Regions from separate parts of the Homo sapiens genome. Here region 2 is linked to region 1. Evidence: chromatin loops called from intact Hi-C (ENCODE). Cell type or tissue: chondrocyte. All regions are shown on one strand. Each heading gives the region's core, and the rest is flanking DNA. Links, peaks and the distances in the headings are about the cores only. Region 1 overlaps KIF6 (kinesin family member 6). Region 2 overlaps APOBEC2 (apolipoprotein B mRNA editing enzyme catalytic subunit 2).

Region 1 (5,376 bases), core at 194-5,193:
ATCATGACTTTGAAGTTATGATAAATATTGGGCCTACACCTAGATCTTATTAATTAGTGCGTTTTAAAAGTGGTACATGTATTACTATACCATAACTCAAAATATTTTGATAACCGTATTTCATTCTAACTAGTTTTCTTTGTTATCTCGTGTATTTAATTTTATCCAAATATTCTTCTCCATTGTCCTGCCGCGTGGCCACTTGCTATCACACTGGTTATTGCTTGGCTATGTCCTTGGCAAATCATCTTCTCTGGCTCTCAGTTTTCTTGTCCTTAAAATGAAGGGATCAGCCTGTCAGATAATCAGTAAGCATTCTGCCAGCCAGAAAAGGGATCTGATTGTGCGTATTTTAGCACTTCCGCTGTGCCACAACTGAGGTGTTACATGAGGAAAACTGAAACTGGGATTTTGTGCTAACACTTATGGAAAGGTCATTTTAGCCTTCATCAAACAGAAAACTTCTAAGAATTTGTCTAGGAAATATGCAAAAAATTATCTGCAAATATGTTTTGAGTAAAAAACTAGAAACAACCTAAATATTCAGCGATAGGAGATTAAAACATATTTACATGATGGAACAGTAACAGCCATTAAAACAACGCTGTAGGATAATAACATGAAAAAGTAGCCATGCTATACAATTAATTTTTAAAAGCCATTTGCGATACTTGAACAGCTATGTGATTTATTATTATTATTATTATTATTTTGAGACAGGGCCTTGCTCAGTCACCCAGGCTGGAGTGCAGTGGGTCTATCACTGCTCACTGCAGCCTCGACCTCCCAGGCTCAAGCACTCTGCCCATCTCAGACTCCCAGGTAGCTGAGACTATAGGCACATACTACCACATAATTAGCCTGGCTAATTATTTTTATGTTCATTTTGGTAGAGACAGGGTCTTGCCATGTTAACCAGGCTGGTCTTGAACTCCTGGGCTCAGGTGATCAGCCTTCTGAAGTGCTGGGATTACAGGCATGAGCCACCGTGCCCAGCCTGATTCTATTTGTACAAAAACATATGGATATATATGCATAGAAATCAAGGTAAAAGAATATAATCAAACATGTTAATATCAATTACATTTAAGTAGAGGAATTATGGTGATTTTTACTTTCTTCTTTGTGTTTTTCTGCCTAGTAAAATTTCTATAATTCATATTCACATATATATGACTATGATAAGAAAAACAATAAATGTCAGTAGGAAATCAGTGGAGAATATCACACAAAGCATTGGTGGCAAACCCACTGATTTTTGGGAGCTGCATCTTTTATCCCTAATTTTTCCATTAATCAGGCAGAATTTTAGGCATGACAGCAAGGAAACAATGAACCCCTGCCCTTTTGTCATCCTTGTTACTACAGTGAGCACCTGCTTCATGAGCAGGGGCTGAGACCATGGGGGCCTGTGGGTCAAAGCCCCCACTGTGTCTCTTGACAGCCCCAGTGGGGCTGCATGACTGGCCCCTCCCCAGCTTCCCTGATGTTCCCCAGGCCATACCTGCAGGTTGGTGGCCTCCTCTGCCCACCAGACTTCAAACTCTTTCTGTAGCTTCACCTTGGCTTTGTCCATGAGCAGCTGCAAGTGCTCGATCTCCACCTTCAGGGCTTTCAGGCGAGTGAACATTGTTTTATACCTGCGGTGGAATCGGGGAAGAGTCAGGGCACTGCTGTCTTGAAAGCACGGCATGGATGCAGGGCTGTAAATGAATGGGGCCCGTGCCTCAGAATCCCGTCAGAGCTGCCCTGGTGCTCAGGGACTGGGACCCTATAGGAGCTTCGGAGGCCAGGCTATGGCACCAGGGTTTGAGTCCATCACAGAGAAGCAGACGGAGACATTTTGGTCCAGTAGGCCCATGGGAATCTGTGTGTGAGATGAATAGCCTCTCCCCCAAGAATGAGAACTGCCATTTGCTGAGCACTTACTAAGGGATAAGCATTGCTGCAGGCACTCAACATATATAAACTCATTTAATTCTCCTCACAACCCTATGAAGGAGATACTATGATTATCACCTCCATTTTACAGATTCGGAACCTGAGACAGGTATGAAGAGGTTATATAACTTGCTCTATGGGACAGAGATAACTGAGGAGCCAGGATTTGAACCCAGGTGGTCTGGTTCTAGAACCACAGTCTTAACTGCCTCACCATTCCGCTGGCTCACCTTCATGCTGAGGACCAAAAGTAACACTGTGCTTATGAACGCATACATATATTGGTTTTGAGAATGCTATAATGAATCAGAAATTGTCCAATAGGAAACAGTCCAATAGCCAGGCCGAAGAGATAAGTTGGCCTCTAAGGTGACACTGAGATTGGAAATGTGGGCCAAGGGGACAAGATGAAGATGGAGTAGAGACACAAGAAGAATGGGTTGGAGGCTGGGTGTGGTGGTTCACACCTGTAATCCCAGCACTTTGGGAGGCTGAGGCGGGTGGATCACCTGAGGTCAGGAGTTTGAGACCAACCTGAGCCTACATGGTGAAACCGTGTTTCTACTAAAAATACACAATTAGCTGGGTGTTGTGGTGCGTGGCTGTAATCCCAGCTACTCAAGAGGCTGAGGCACGAGAACTGCTTGAACCCGGGAGATGGAGTTTGCAGTGAGCCAAGATCACACCACTGCACTGCAGCCTGGGAAACAAAGTGAGGCTCCATCTCAAAAAAAAAAAAAAAAAAAAAAGCGGGGGGTGTTGGAAAGAAACTAAGGAAAATGAACAGAGCGAGGGAGAAGGTGGACGACTGGCGAGGGCCCCAAGGGAGTGGAGAGCGACAGCAGCGTGTGTGCTCAGGTAGACTTCTGTAGGAAGACACCTGCACATCTGCCAGGAGCGACCTGAAGACCAGCGCCTGGGGCTTTGATCTCCTGGGTGTGCGTCGGGGGGCAGGGGCGGTGGTGCATGCCAGGTCAGCTGGGGGTTGGGGTGGGGCAGGGAGTGTGCTGCAGTGACACCACCAGCTCCTTGAGGCAGGGAAGATGACTGTAGTCTCTCCAGAGCCTACCCATGGCATGGAGGAGATAGCACACATGTGCTAAATGCATCAATGAATGAGTGGATGCAGCTTGATCAGCATGTGGAGCAAGATTCGGTGACCATGCTGTATATCAGGAATGGCTACATGCCTGTTTATGCTTGAGGCTCCTCACTCTGTAAGTGAAGTCGTTTGGAGACCCCAAATGCCTGCGGCTGCGTGAGAGTATGACGTTCTCAGGACTCGGAGGGAAGTGGACTTCAGCCATAGGCACGCGGAAAACCACCGTGGTCATATTTCTTGGCTCCCGTAGGTGGCAGCAGTGGACAAGCCCAGCTGCTTCCCGGGCCTGGCTTGGCTTGTTCTGCATTCTAACCTCACACTGCCTGGGGTCCTGCCTTTCACACCTGCCTGCTCAAAGGCAGCCCCTCCTCCTCCTGCTGTTCTAGGATCCAGCTGCTGGACCCACATCCCTGAGTAGCTGCAGCCCTGGGAAGCTCCAGGACGACACTGAGACCCTGGGAGGCTGGGCTCGGACTGTGTGTGGCTAAAAGGAAGGGCACCTTCTCTTTTCTTCCTCCAGTTGTGATCGCAGCTTCTCCTCCTGCTGGTCTGGCATCAGAGGCACGGCCATGTTTTCCGAGATTCCTGTAGAAGGAAGGTGCCAATGGGATGGTGAGAAAGAAGGGTAAAAGGAAGAGTGTGATATTTGGGCAGATGACAGAGTTCAAGGGCACCCCAAGAAGAAAGGAGCCTCTGTGAGTTCCTTCTGGGGCCTCTTGGTGGCAACCTCTGCTCAGCTGAAAGCCCTGAGAGGAGCAGCTTCCAGGGTTATTGTCCCTCTGCTGTCCCTCCCACTGCCAACATCTGTCACTGGAAGGGAATCTTCCTCTGTGTCTACTAATCCTTTTACTATTGAGCTCATTCATTTCCTGTTGAGTTTCCAGGGAAGACGCAAAATAGCATTTCCCCATCCTCTGATAAAGAGCCCTTCAGGGCCAGGCACAGTGGCTCACGCTTGTAATCCCAGCACTTTGGGAAGCCGAGGCAGGAGGATCACCTGAGGTTAGGAGTTCGAGACTGGCCTGGCCAACATGGTCAAACCCCGTCTCTACTAAAAATACAAAAATTAGCTGGGCGTGGTGGCGGGCGCCTATAATCCCAGCTACTCGGGAGGCTGAGGCAGGAGAATTGCTTGAACATGGGAGGCGGAGGTTGCAGTGAGCCGAGATCATGCCATTGCACTCCAGCTTGGGCAACAAGAGAGAAACTCCATCTCAAACAAACAAACAAAAACAAACAGATAAACAAAAACAAAAGCCCTTCACAAAAAAAGGAAACCTCTCTAAACCATCTGACATCTTTCTCTGCACAAGTGGAGGTGCTTAATTTCCAGCCTCAGAATCGTGTCTCCTGTTTTTCACTCCCTCTGCAGCAGTGGTTCTCAAGCCTGATGAACGCAGGCCATGTTAATTCACAACCAGGGATGAGCCCAAGCCTTGGCGATGGGACCATCATGAGGCCCAGGGGAGGGCTGAGCACGTCAGCAGGGATCAGCTGCTGCGTGTGTCTGCGTCCCTGCTGATGCCGACCTCTGTCTTCCCCCACATGACTGCCACTGGTGCCTGGTTGCCTGCTCTGGCTAGTGTGCTCATCTGAAGCTGGCTGTCTCCTAGCCCAGAGTGTGGGGACTTTTTATTCTTCTAGGAGTCTCTTCGTGGTTGCCCTGCTTTTCTGAGCTCCACAGACAACATCCTAGAAGTCGTACAGCCCTGCTTTTTACTCTATGTAGGGAAGACTCTGCTACAGTCCATGTGCTTCCAGACATGCTCAGACTGAATCCTTATAGCATTTATTTGTGGTAAGTGTTATTATGCCCATTTTACAGATAAGGATATTGAGGTTCAAAGAGGGTAAACTGCCCAAGTTATGTGGCTAACTTCAGGAAACTTGGATTCAAAAATCCCTCGTATAACATTTCTGACAGAGGGTCATCTGCTTTCTGCTCAAATACTTGCAGGGATGAGGAGCTCACTACTTTGCAGGGTAGTGCATTTCATGGCGGACAGCTCTGTTTCCTCCTACTTTTGAGCCAAGACATTTCCCGCTAACTTCTTTTCACCTCTACTTTGGCTCTTTGGAGCAGTGTAGCATATCTTTCTTCTTAATCTGATGGTCCCTTAAATATCTGAACAACAACATCAAAATATCACATGTGTCTGGAACTTTTTTTTTTTTTTGAGATGGAGTCTCGCACTGTCACCAGGCTAGAGTGCAGCAGCGCGATCTCCACTGACTGCAACCTCTGCCTCCCAGGTTCAAGCGATTCTCCTGCCTCAGCCTCCTGAGTAGCTGGGATGTAGTCCATCCCAGGGTGGTGTGGTAGTGGTATGGTG
Region 2 (5,376 bases), core at 259-5,258, 1.7 Mb after region 1:
GTGTTTTTCCCGTGGCCAGATTTTTAAGAAACTTGAACATCTGGAAGTTGCCACAGACAAGCGAGCTAGTCCAGACACAGGGACACTCCAGGCTATGAACCAAGCCATGGTTAAACCAAGACTTGCCTAGACAATGCAGAATAACTCTCCCATACAGACTTCTTACGACAATCAAGTGAGGGCCTTTCCCTTCTCTGAAGGCAAGTAATAGGGCAGAAGGTGGAACAAAAAGCATGAGAAATCTAAGGTAGCCACATCCCAAATGCCAGTTAATAAGCAACTAGCTTCTTTATTAGAGAGGAGCGGGTGAAAAGTAGTAGTTTAATGTTCAGATATACAATCATTTAAAAGTATTCAATACATGGTGTTTGATGGTAATGGCAGGATGATGTCAAGTCTCTCTTTTTTTTTTTTTAAAGGTTTGTTTGAGTCCTATGTGGAAGCAAAAATTCACAGGTGAATTTCCGGGTGTTTGCCAAACTCTAACTAGGTTTCCAGGAATAATGTGTTCACTCTGATTACCAGGGCATGCCTCCTTTCCTCAGGCTTCAAGTGTGATAAGTCGTCGGAATTTGACCCAAGACTACTATCGGCAAATGACAAAGTGCTTTATCACATTCCTGCTAAGTCCCAGAATTCCACTTACAGCCAATCCTGAATGAGACTAGGTTTTGTCTAAAGAATCAAGGCTCAAACGCCAAGAAAAAAATAATAATAATAACCATAATCTCTTTAAAAGTAAAGGAAGCCTAGAAAATCCATGTTTTGACTTGTGTTAAGGTTTACAGATGGTACTCAATTTACAATGGTTTGTCTTGCAATTTTTGGACTTTACAACGGTGCAAAAGCCATACACATTCAGTACACCCTTCAACTGAACTCAACTTAAGATGGGGTTACCCAGACATAGACCTAAGTTGAGGAGCATCTGTAATTGCAGAGTTAAGCAAAATATTTTAAGTTTCTTTAAGTTTCTTATCCCCCACTCTCACTTTCAATTTTGTGTATTTAGATAATCTCTCCTTCCTTTTTCCCTTCAACTTTATGTGGACAAAAGCAATGCTTCAAGAAAAGCCTCAATCTAAAAGTTTGATAATGAACTTGACCCTCCACTGCCCCTACCCCAACAACATGAAGAACTTGTCTGTTCCACCTAGAAATACAAAAGTGAAATACTTTTTTGAAACTGTTGCCTCTTATCAGGCTGATATGTGATAAGAACACAGTCTAAAGTACAAAGATTATATTTAACCAGTACTTTCCTGGTGTTTTAACCAGCCCCTTCTAAAATACAGTTGTTCTTTTATACTTGGGAAAGCAGCAAGTCCTGTGACAGACCCAAAGTCACTCTAGGGAGAAAATCAATAGCAAGTCTGGCTGTTTTAACTCTCAACACCACTGTAAGGGAAAACAAGAAAATGTCTAGTTTCCCGAATAGCTCTGATACTGAACCATTGGCTAAATCCATGAACTTTATTTTCCTACCATGACCACAATAGACGACTGGTCTTTGCAGCTTCGGAAGAAAAGAGGACTAATATTTAGACCCCAGCTGGCTGCACATCCAAATCTTCTATGGAGGTTAAAAACACAAAAGTGGCCATCCCACTCCACCACCAAATTTTTTTTTTTAATTGAGATAGGGTCTTGCTCTGTTGCCCACACTGGAGTGCAGTGGCACAATCACAGCTCAATGCAACTTCAACCTCCCAGGCTCAAGCCATCCTCCCGCCTCAACCTCTAGAGTAGCTGGAACTACAGGCCTGCACCACCAGGCCCAGCTAATTTTTAATTTCTTTTTTTTTTGTAGAGACAGGGTCTCGCTATGTTAACCAGGTTTGTCTCAAACTCCTGGGCTCAAGTCATCCTCCAGTCTCAGCCTCTCAAAGTGCTGAGATGACAGGTATGAGAATTTTTTGAGAGGAAGTGGCCTTTATTTTTTTAAAGAAGACTCATAAGGATTTTTGACAATCACTGATTTATTGGGTCACTAGTCTGTGCTAAGTACTCTGCCAGGCATTTAACATACATTATTTCACTTGTTTTCATGATTAAATTCAGGCAGGTTCAATCACAGAAACCATGCAGTGGACAAAAGAGAGAAAAAGTTCACCATGAGGAGATTCTAAAAACCTGCCTTTTGACTTGTCTATTTTTATCTCTTATTTCTCACTTTGCTTCTCCTCCCGCTTGGACCCTTTGTCTGACTGTTTGAAATTAAGTTGCAGGTGAACCCTCCATTACCCATGTCCAGAACAAATAGACATAAGCACAGAACCTCACTAACTCCCCAAATTTTTATTTTTCCATTTTTATCACCACAAATTTCTTGGTAACAATGTAGAATTTAATTTTGTAATTAAAACAAAAACTCTCCCCTAGGAGGAATCTGATGACATAAGGATAACACCAAGTTATGTGCACAAACGACAAAAAATGCCAAACTAACTGGAATGATCATCCTTCCTGAAATTTCTCTTAAAAAGCAGAGAAGTAGAACCAATGCTGCCACCTAGTGGCCAGCCAAACAAATCAGGTAGCATACTGGAGAAAAAGGTCATAGTCCCGACAATCTGGTTTCCCTGCCTATTATCAAGCCACCTAACTCCTTACTTTTCCACAAAAAAACACAACCACATATCTTAAGCAAGCCCTCCTCCACAGTCATAATCCAAATACTTGAATACAGCAACCAAAGTCTGTCTTGTTAAACACACTACTTCTCATGAAACTTTCCTCTGCCTATTTTAAGGTAGGTTTGCCCGGTCCTATGGCCCAGTAGAGATGACACAGGAGAACACGGAAACATCCAAAATGTTCACTGGTTCAGAGTGTGTACACAGTAATTTTGATGTCTGTTGCCTCAAATACCTCCTCGATCATCGCAGATACATTTTCCCATTGCAGACGATCAAGACCACATCCAATCCTGAAAAAGACAAAATATCTCCATTGATGGTAACGAAAGTATCTAGGAAACTGCTCCTCTCTTTTAAGCTATATCCACTCAAAGCATAAAAACAAATAATCTAGTCTGACACCCTTATGGGCAACCATGGTAGGAGTTTGGAAGTCAATTCTTGTTGTGAGTCACCGAAGACCATTCCTAGACAGCTCTAACATCCAAAAACTATCACTTCTGTTTGCCTAATAAGATACTACTTTCCAACTATTTCATGCTACATTTAGAAATGTGTAACTGTCATGACATTAGAGACTCATTATCCCTCTATGACTACTGACTAAAATTGGCTGTGGATGGATGGTGAAAGGTTGGTATTTTAAAAATGCACTTATGGTAACAGAATGTTAACGAAAGTAAGGAGAAGAGGAATGAGGTACAGGATCTGCAAAAAAGAAAGTCAAGAGGGAATGCTGGGAAATGGTAAGATAGTTGCAATCCAGGAGTAAGGTCTTTGCAACACCCTGGTAAGAATAAACTCAGTCCATAAAACTCTACTACTTGGCACCTTCCAAGATGTTACTCTAGTGATCCTCAACACGCCTAGGGAAAAAAGAGACCTAAAATTGGTAATTTCATGTCATAATGTGATAATTAAGTCCATAAGGAATTGTGATTAAAAAAAAAGTTTCTGATATGTATGTACACCATAAATATATCAAAGACCAGTGTAAAATAAGGGACATTTGAGGCCATATGCAAAGTAATGTGGGGCGCAAGATAAAACTGCATGTATGCTCAGCATTGACTCAAAACTACCAGGGTGACAGGAAGAAAAGAGGTGAGGCCCATTTCCTGAAAAGAAAGCAAAGGGACTACTGAACCCTCAATGTCATTCCCTAAATTCCCAATAGCTAAAGTCTAAGAAGTTACATCAGGGACAGATCCTCTGGCTATTACCCATACTGACCAAAACAAGTGTGCAGTATAAAAGGGAATGATAATTTACAACTTTCTTGACGCAAAGTAATAGGTTTGGGAGATGGGAAGTGGTCCAAGAGGAAAACCACCATTGCTCAGTCTTGATTCTTTAGCTTACATTGCTTTAGGAATAAAGGCCAAGCTTCAAGCAGAGGGTGCTGAGAATTCAACAAATGTAGCTGAATGACAATGGTCGCTCTCTGCTAAGCAGGCTGAGGCAGATGTATATTTCAAGGTAATTGTCCTGATTCATTCAACTCAAGCTAGAAAATGGCTGTGCCTTAGTCTAAAGCCAGACAACTGGTTCACTGGTGGTTTTACAAAATTTTGACTTTTGTCCACCTTTAAATCTATATTTTGGGTTAAGCTTTTAAGTTGTTTGTCTTTGGGTAAGATAGTAAACCCCACCAATCAATTAAATCTCCATTTAGGACCATGGATTTCCTTGCCTGGGCATGGAGAGGTCAGTGACTCCATTCTTCAGACAATGAGACTTCATTGCCTCTAAACTCTTCTGTAAGTTTTCATAAGTTGGCTTGTGCGAAGCCCTTTTCTTTGTAATCTGAACACAAAGGATTCAAACTTTCATCATCCCAAAATGATAGCCAAAGAAAAGTCATCACATTCCCCCAACATCCCAATAATTAAAAGAGTAAGCACATTTTTATAGAATTAGTCTAGAGCAAGGATGACAAATGTCATATTGCCCTTTCCACACTGTTATGGGAGACCTTCAAGAAAATCCACTAAATAGAGGCTGAGAAACCCAGACTCTGCCACGTAGCAATCTTTCCTTTTCCTAGGAAACCCATGAGATTAGCAGATGATGCCTATTGTCAATATTTTTAAGCAAGGTAGGTGAAGTCTCTGTGCCACTTCCAAGAGATAAGCTGCATATCTCTAACAGGGAAGAAAGCATACCACCTGAAAATTCCCTGCTAAAAGCCTCTACTTATTTAGAAACTGTGCTTGCTTGCTTTTTGTCTCTCTACATAAAACAACAGAAAAAACTGGTAGGGTCCCAAAGTAAAACCACTGGAAGCCACATAAGCTTTAAGGACAGAATTCAAAGGGGCTAGGACATCTCCCCACTCAGTTTGTCATCCAGATCAGGCTTGTAGTGGGTTAGCTGTAAGCTACCCACCACCACCACTAAGGAAGCCACACCCTTTCAGGGACCAAATGCCATCCTGGACTGTTGAAGAACCCCACATTCAGGCAGTAGTTAGGAGAGGAGCTAAGTATTATTTGGGACTGCACTTATTATTTTTTGTTTTTATTCACCCCCTTGCTATCAGTGTGCTATTTGACATGGAATAAGAGAAAAGCTCCTTTGGGAAATCTGTCTCTTGAGACATTATTGTTTTTATCTCACTCTGCCTAGGAAATATAGTATGGCAGGCATTCCTAACTTTTGCAAGTCTTAGAACAGGCCTATGGTACATGATACACGACTTTCCCACAGAGCTGGGATGCAGCCTCACATTTCTTTC

What was found. Hi-C counts contacts between places; a loop is a spot of excess contacts. Peaks named below come from ENCODE experiments on the same cell type or tissue, not always from the same donor. Only the 100,000 strongest peaks of a DNase experiment are listed, where the experiment ranks them.
Region 2: it touches region 1 in a loop (4-fold over the local background); 5 of 110 quality-filtered maps call a loop at or near these places.

Annotation. Positions count from the first base shown.
Region 1 is chr6:39,358,891-39,364,266 of GRCh38, forward strand. It overlaps KIF6 (kinesin family member 6), which reads right to left. Exons shown (of 23, transcript NM_145027.6): 17 at 3,544-3,628; 18 at 1,505-1,640. The region is part of intron 2 of LOC107986594 (a long non-coding RNA gene); the gene reads left to right. Among named protein-coding and RNA genes, the nearest start is that of KCNK16, 39 kb to the left of the region's middle. In chondrocyte, for the core only: CTCF peaks have their summits at 3,315 (motif pointing right), 3,530 and 3,729; no DNase peak of the experiment used is centred there.
Region 2 is chr6:41,064,509-41,069,884 of GRCh38, forward strand. It overlaps APOBEC2 (apolipoprotein B mRNA editing enzyme catalytic subunit 2), which reads left to right. Exons shown (of 3, transcript NM_006789.4): 3 at 1-383. It overlaps OARD1 (O-acyl-ADP-ribose deacylase 1), which reads right to left. Exons shown (of 6, transcript NM_001329686.2): 5 at 4,333-4,445; 6 at 264-2,929. The coding sequence ends at 2,827. Among named protein-coding and RNA genes, the nearest start is that of OARD1, 5.2 kb to the right of the region's middle. In chondrocyte, for the core only: CTCF peaks have their summits at 2,521 (motif pointing left) and 2,732; no DNase peak of the experiment used is centred there.